Linked DNA regions of Homo sapiens: region 1 is linked to region 2. A link is a loop called in an ENCODE intact Hi-C map of the cell type or tissue named here. Cell type or tissue: endothelial cell of umbilical vein. All regions are shown on one strand. Links, peaks and the distances in the headings refer to the core of each region. The heading gives the core; the rest is flanking DNA. Region 1 has its middle 150 kb from the start of SPOPL-DT. Region 2 has its middle 85 kb from the start of SPOPL-DT.

What was found. Hi-C counts contacts between places; a loop is a spot of excess contacts. Peaks named below come from ENCODE experiments on the same cell type or tissue, not always from the same donor. Only the 100,000 strongest peaks of a DNase experiment are listed, where the experiment ranks them.
Region 1: it touches region 2 in a loop (7-fold over the local background); 1 of 110 quality-filtered maps calls a loop at or near these places.

Annotation. Positions count from the first base shown.
Region 1 is chr2:138,347,742-138,350,675 of GRCh38, reverse strand. No RefSeq gene overlaps it. Among named protein-coding and RNA genes, the nearest start is that of SPOPL-DT, 150 kb to the left of the region's middle. In endothelial cell of umbilical vein, for the core only: no CTCF peak of the experiment used is centred there; no DNase peak of the experiment used is centred there.
Region 2 is chr2:138,415,673-138,418,606 of GRCh38, reverse strand. No RefSeq gene overlaps it. Among named protein-coding and RNA genes, the nearest start is that of SPOPL-DT, 85 kb to the left of the region's middle. In endothelial cell of umbilical vein, for the core only: no CTCF peak of the experiment used is centred there; no DNase peak of the experiment used is centred there; H3K27ac peaks cover 325 bases.

The sequences.
Region 1 (2,934 bases), core at 244-2,743, 68 kb after region 2:
GCCTCCCAAAGTGCTAGGAAATCAGGCATGAGTCACTGTGCCCAGCCACAGTTGTAGTTTTTAATAAGTGTACAGGATTTTTCCATCACCCACCTCCTAGGCCCTAGAAATATTTTAAATAGGGCCAAAGATTGACTTTACTTTAGACTTAACACCTATTGATGAGAAGACATGCCAGAAACTAACAAGGCAAAAATTGTTTTGTCACCAATCAGTGATGTTTCAATTTCAGCTTAAGTTGTTTGGTATATGAAGTGCCTCAGTTACCGCTAGTGATTGATGGGAGTTGTTTTTCAAGTGCTAAGCTATAAAACTATTTTATATTGCTGAAAGATATGGTAATTTTGTCCCACTGATTTGCAAAAAAAAAGTGGTTTAAAAAATAAACTGAACTTGCAGAGTTATTTCAGTGGAAATGAAGAAAACAACTTAAGATATTAAGTATTAAAAATGCACGCTCTGAATCTCAATGCAATTGTAAAAATGTATTCATATTCCTAGATGGTATGTTTTTCTTTTTTTCTCTTTTTTTTAAATATAATGAGATACAAAATTCCAAGTTTATTTGGGTTACATAAAATTCCCCGCTTTCAAATGTATGCTGGAAGGAAACTCATCTTCTATGTTAATGTTAAAAAGGCTAGCATGGGTACAGATTGTGAAGACAGAAAAAAAAAAGGTCTAGCAAAAGTAATTTTGTGTTTGAGACACCTCTGAGCACCACTGTGACCATTTTAAAGAATAAAAGAAAGATGAAGGTGATGATTTGACTGAGTTTCCATTGCTTACTGGGCATGTAGTAGCGATTGTTATTCCTTCTACAAAACTGGACAGAATCAAATCCTGCTCCCTGTCCTCCCACATTCTGTTCTGGTATTTCAAGGTGCAATGAAGAACTCAGGGAAGCACTGGAACTATTTCAGTACAGGTTGAGCATACCTAATTTGTTTGTGCATACCTAATATGAAAATCTGAAATCTGAAATGCTCCCAAATTCAAAACTTTTTGAGTGCAGATATGATGCCACAAGTGAAAGAGAAGTTAATGAAAAGTAGAAATACGCTGCACCATGTTAAAAGTAAAGATCCCAAATGTGTAGAGATACATCTACATAGCAGTGAACACATGCCACTTAATGGTATGCTTATCATGAAATAAGTGAAGATCTATCATGATGAACTGAAAATTGAAGGGAACTGTGAATATTCAACAGGCTGGTTGCAGAAACTTAACTAAAGATACGCCATTACCTTTTTAAAGATTTGTGGTAATAAAGCATCTGCTGATCAGAAAGCAGCAGAGAAATTCCTTGGTGAGTTTGCCAAGGTCATTGCTGATGAAAATCTGACATTGGAACAAGTCTTAATACTGACTCGTTCCCTTTACATTCTATAATACATAGTTCCCTTCAATTTTCAGTTCATCACAGTTTTGGCATGATTGTCCCAGAAAGACATGGTCTACAGCAGGTGAGACAGCCCCTAAAGGAATTAAGGATGCCAAAGACAGAATAATTGTGCTGGGATGTGCTAATACAGCAGACATGCATAAGTGTAAACTTGCTGTGATAGGCAAAAGTTTGTCCTCACTGTTTTCAGAAAAGGAATTTCTTACCAGTCCATTGTTATGCTAACAAAAAGGCAGGTCTCAGGGGATATATTTTCTGATTGGTTTCACAAATATTTTATACCAGTAGCTTGTGCTCACTGCAAGGAAGCTGGACTAGATGATGGCTGCAAGATTTTGTTATTCTTTGAGAACTGTGTGTCATGACCCAGCTGAAATTCTCATCAAAAATAGTATTCATATCATATATTTTCACCCAAATGTGACTTTGTTGATTTAGCCCTGTTGCCAGGGAATCCTTAGATCAATGAAGAGTAAATATGAAAATTCTTTTTTTGTTTTATTTTGTTTTGGAGACAGAGTTCTGCTCTTGTCACCCAGGCTGGCTATCTTCGGAATCTATCAGTAAGCTGGAAGAGGTGGATATCAAAAATGTTTTTGACATGGATAAGGAGGCTCTAGTTTTTTTATTGACCGATGGTGAAATAGCTGAAATGGTTCTGAATCAAGGTAATCATGATACTGTAATAGTGATGATAAGATATTAACACTGCAGAAAAATTGCCTATAGATGACATGGTGAAAATGTATGATGGTCTTATTGAAGGACTAGAACAACACGCATTTATAACAGAACAAGAAATCATGTCAGTTTATAAAATCAAAGAGAGACTTCTAAGACAAAAATTATTGTAAATTATTGTAAATGAAGCAGATGACTGTGGAGAAAACATTTTAAAAAGCCATCCAGCAGAACACCTTCTCATCCCTAGAAGACTCACTTCCTGGCCCTTCAACTGCCTCTGATGTTTCTTCTCACCTAAGAAAAATAAATAAAAATAAATACAGTTTACAATAACCTACAATAACCTTTTTAATTGAAATACAGCATCATAAGTGGAAACTGAAAGCCTGCCGTTGTTTGTTGTTGCTGTTATCTAATAGCTGATGCACGTATTGTGGTGATGCTATGGCGCTGCTTAGTTACCCTGAACACATTATCTTTCTACTGTATTAATGGTGTGTCATATTTTTTACTGTTAAATACTTATGTGTGAATAAGTATAAGAAAATGATTGCTTATCGGTAGCATATAAATTTAAAGTTAGGAAAGATGATGATGCCAAACAACCACAGATGGTCCACGTGGGTGGGAGATAGTGACACCTTTAGCTTTCTGATGGTTCACTGTACACAAACATTGTTTCATGCACACAATTATTAAAAATGTATAAAATTACCTGCAAGCCCTGTGTGTAAGGTGTATATAAAATATATATACATTTTGTGTTTAGATTTGGGTCCTATTCCCAAGATATCTCATTATGTATATGCTAATATTCCAAAATCTGAAAAAAATCCAAAATC
Region 2 (2,934 bases), core at 119-2,618:
ATCATACTGAGCTAGTTTCTAAAATAATTGCATCAGCTTACACTCATAGTAGCAATGCCTCCTGGTTTACTTCCTCACCCACTTTGTCAACACTTGTTTTTTTCCATCTTTTTCATTTCAGCTCTTCTGGCAGGTGTGAAGTGGTATCTCACTATGGCTAATAGGCATTATTTCTCTGGTGACTATGGATGTCATGCACATTTTCATAAGTTTAATGGCCATCTAGATATCCCTTTCTGTGAAGGACCTGCTCAAGTCTTTGTGCATTTTTCTATTAGAATGTGTCCTTTTTTAAATAAAAAATTGATTTGTACATTTTTAAATATCTGGGTTTTAGTCTTTTATGTATATTACAAACATTTTCTCCCATCTTAATGGCATTTTTAAATTATACTTTTTTGATCAACTGAAATTTTTAATTTTAATATAGTGTAATGTATTCACTTTTATTTTATTAGTACTTTTGTGTGTCCTGTTTAAGAAATCTGGCCAAGCGCGGTGGCTCACGCCTGTAATCCCAGTATTTTGGGAGGCCCAGGTGGGTGGATCACAAGGTGAAGAGATCAAGACCATCCTGTCCAACATGGTGAAACCCCGTCTCTACTAAAAATACAAAAATTAGCTGGGTGTGGTGGCACGCTCCTGTAGTCCCAACTACTCGGGAGGCTGAGGCAGGAGAGTCGCTTGAACCTGGGATGCAGAGGTTGCAGTGAGCTGAGATCGCACCACTGCACTCCAGCCTGGTGACAGAGCAAGATTCCGTCTCAAAAAAAAAAAAAAAAAAAAAAGACATCTTTGCCAAACCCAGGGTGATGAAGCTATTTTCCAATATATTTTTAGAAGTATGTGTGAGATAACTTTACTTAAAATTTTTTTTCTTATTAAGTACGGGAAAAAGATGCTGTTGAATATTATTAATATCTTGCATTTCTGTCTTATTTAAAGCAGTTGAAATTAATGTATGTGTTAACATTATTATATAAATATTTCTTGAAATGGTGCCTGAATAAGAACAGGGATAGTGAACTCAAGTAGCTTCATATCTAAGAGGAAAGAAAATAAATATATGTAAATAATTATGCAAATAAAAAGAAATAATTGCCACAAAAGGTGCAGATAAGGGGACATGGGATTTTTTTTCTTTCTCTTTTTGGGTGGGTGACAGGGAAGTCTGCATGAAAGAGATGACATTTTAATCAAGCCCTGAAGTATAGATAGAATTGGGGCGTGAGATAAAATGAAGGCATTTTGGAGAGTGAACACAGAATAAACAAATGATCAGAATAGAAAAGGTGTGGTATACATGTAAACATAGAGGTAATTTAACCAAATAGCTTATATAAAATATGACTAAAAAATTACTGACCTGAATTATTGGAAAGCAAACACAACAGGAAATAGAGTCTAGATGCATTGCAAGTCATTTGCTACAAAGTGGTTATATTAACACTTTTTAATTGTATTAACAGAAACCAAATCTAGCCAGTTTATACCTAAAGAGCAACAGGGAAAGTGGTTATTTTGTGGAATCTAAGGGCAGGGAAGCAGGTAGAATTCAGAACTAAAGGCTGGAGTTCCACAGTGACCCAGGTAGTCTTCTCTCTACCGATTTATCTCCCTCTCAGGGCATGTCTGTTTTATTCTGCTCCTTTGCTATAGAATTGCTTCTTCGCTTCTCAGGCAAGATATTAGAAAATAGCTTCTAAAAGCTCTTAAATAGATCTCCCTAGTCAAGATGTCAGACAGATGTATCTGGAATCTGAAATTCCCTGGGAAAGGGGCTCATTGGCTCAGTTTCAGTCAAGGGCCCCATTCCTGGTCCAATCAACTATGACAGGGCAGGGCATAAGGAGGTATGTAGTAGGAGGCACCATATTCACTAATGTGATTTATGGGAAACTCACCATTATAACCAAAGGGATCTGGAGGCCAAGGAGGAAGTTTTTTCTCAGAAAAGGGGAAAGTGGATTGTATAATCAATAGAAGAGGAGTCATCTTAGAAAGCTATGATAATAGCTATTATTTATTAAGGATATACAGCAGTTTTTTAAAAAACCTTTTTATTTTAAAGTGATTATATATTTACAGAAGAATTGTGCAGATGAGAGAATGCCTGAATAGCTTTCATCCAGCTTCCCCTAACATTAGTCTTTTATGTAACCATGGTATATTTACTAAAACCAAGACTTAACATTGGCATACTATTATATTATCTAAACTGCAGACTTTATTCAGGTTTCACAAGTTTTCCTACTGATGTCTTTTTTCTGCTCCAGAATTAAATCCAGGATATCAGATATTGCATTAGTCATCATGACATCATCATAGTCTCCTCTAATCAGTCTCTGTTTGTTCTTTGTTTACTTCGACAGTTTTGAAGAATATTGGTCAGGTATTTGTAGAGGGTCCCTCAGCTTGGGGTTTTCTAATGTTTTCTCATGATTTGACTGAGGTTCGGGGCAAGAAGAATATCACGGAGGTGATACATTCTCTGATAGCGTCATATCATGTTATCAGAGGTATGTGAAATCAACATGACTACTACTAGTGATATAAGCTTTCTTCACTGAATACTTACGAGGAATTTGTGAACAAATGTTAAAACCACCACAGTAATTGATAAATATTTTGAGCATGATACTTTAAGTCTAAGCAAATATACTCTTTCCTTATAAAGATCCACCCACAAATTTTAGCATTCATCTATGGATCCTGCCTACAGCCATCACAGGTTGAGTATCCCAAATATAAAATTCCAAAATCCAAAACTTTTTGAGCACTGACAATGCTAAAACAAAATGCTCATTGCAGCATGTTGAATTTCGACTTTTCAGATTTGGGGTGCTCAACCAGTAAATATAATAAAAATATTCCAAAATCAAAAAACATTCTAAAATACTTCTGGCTCCTAGCATTTCAGATAAGGGATTCCCA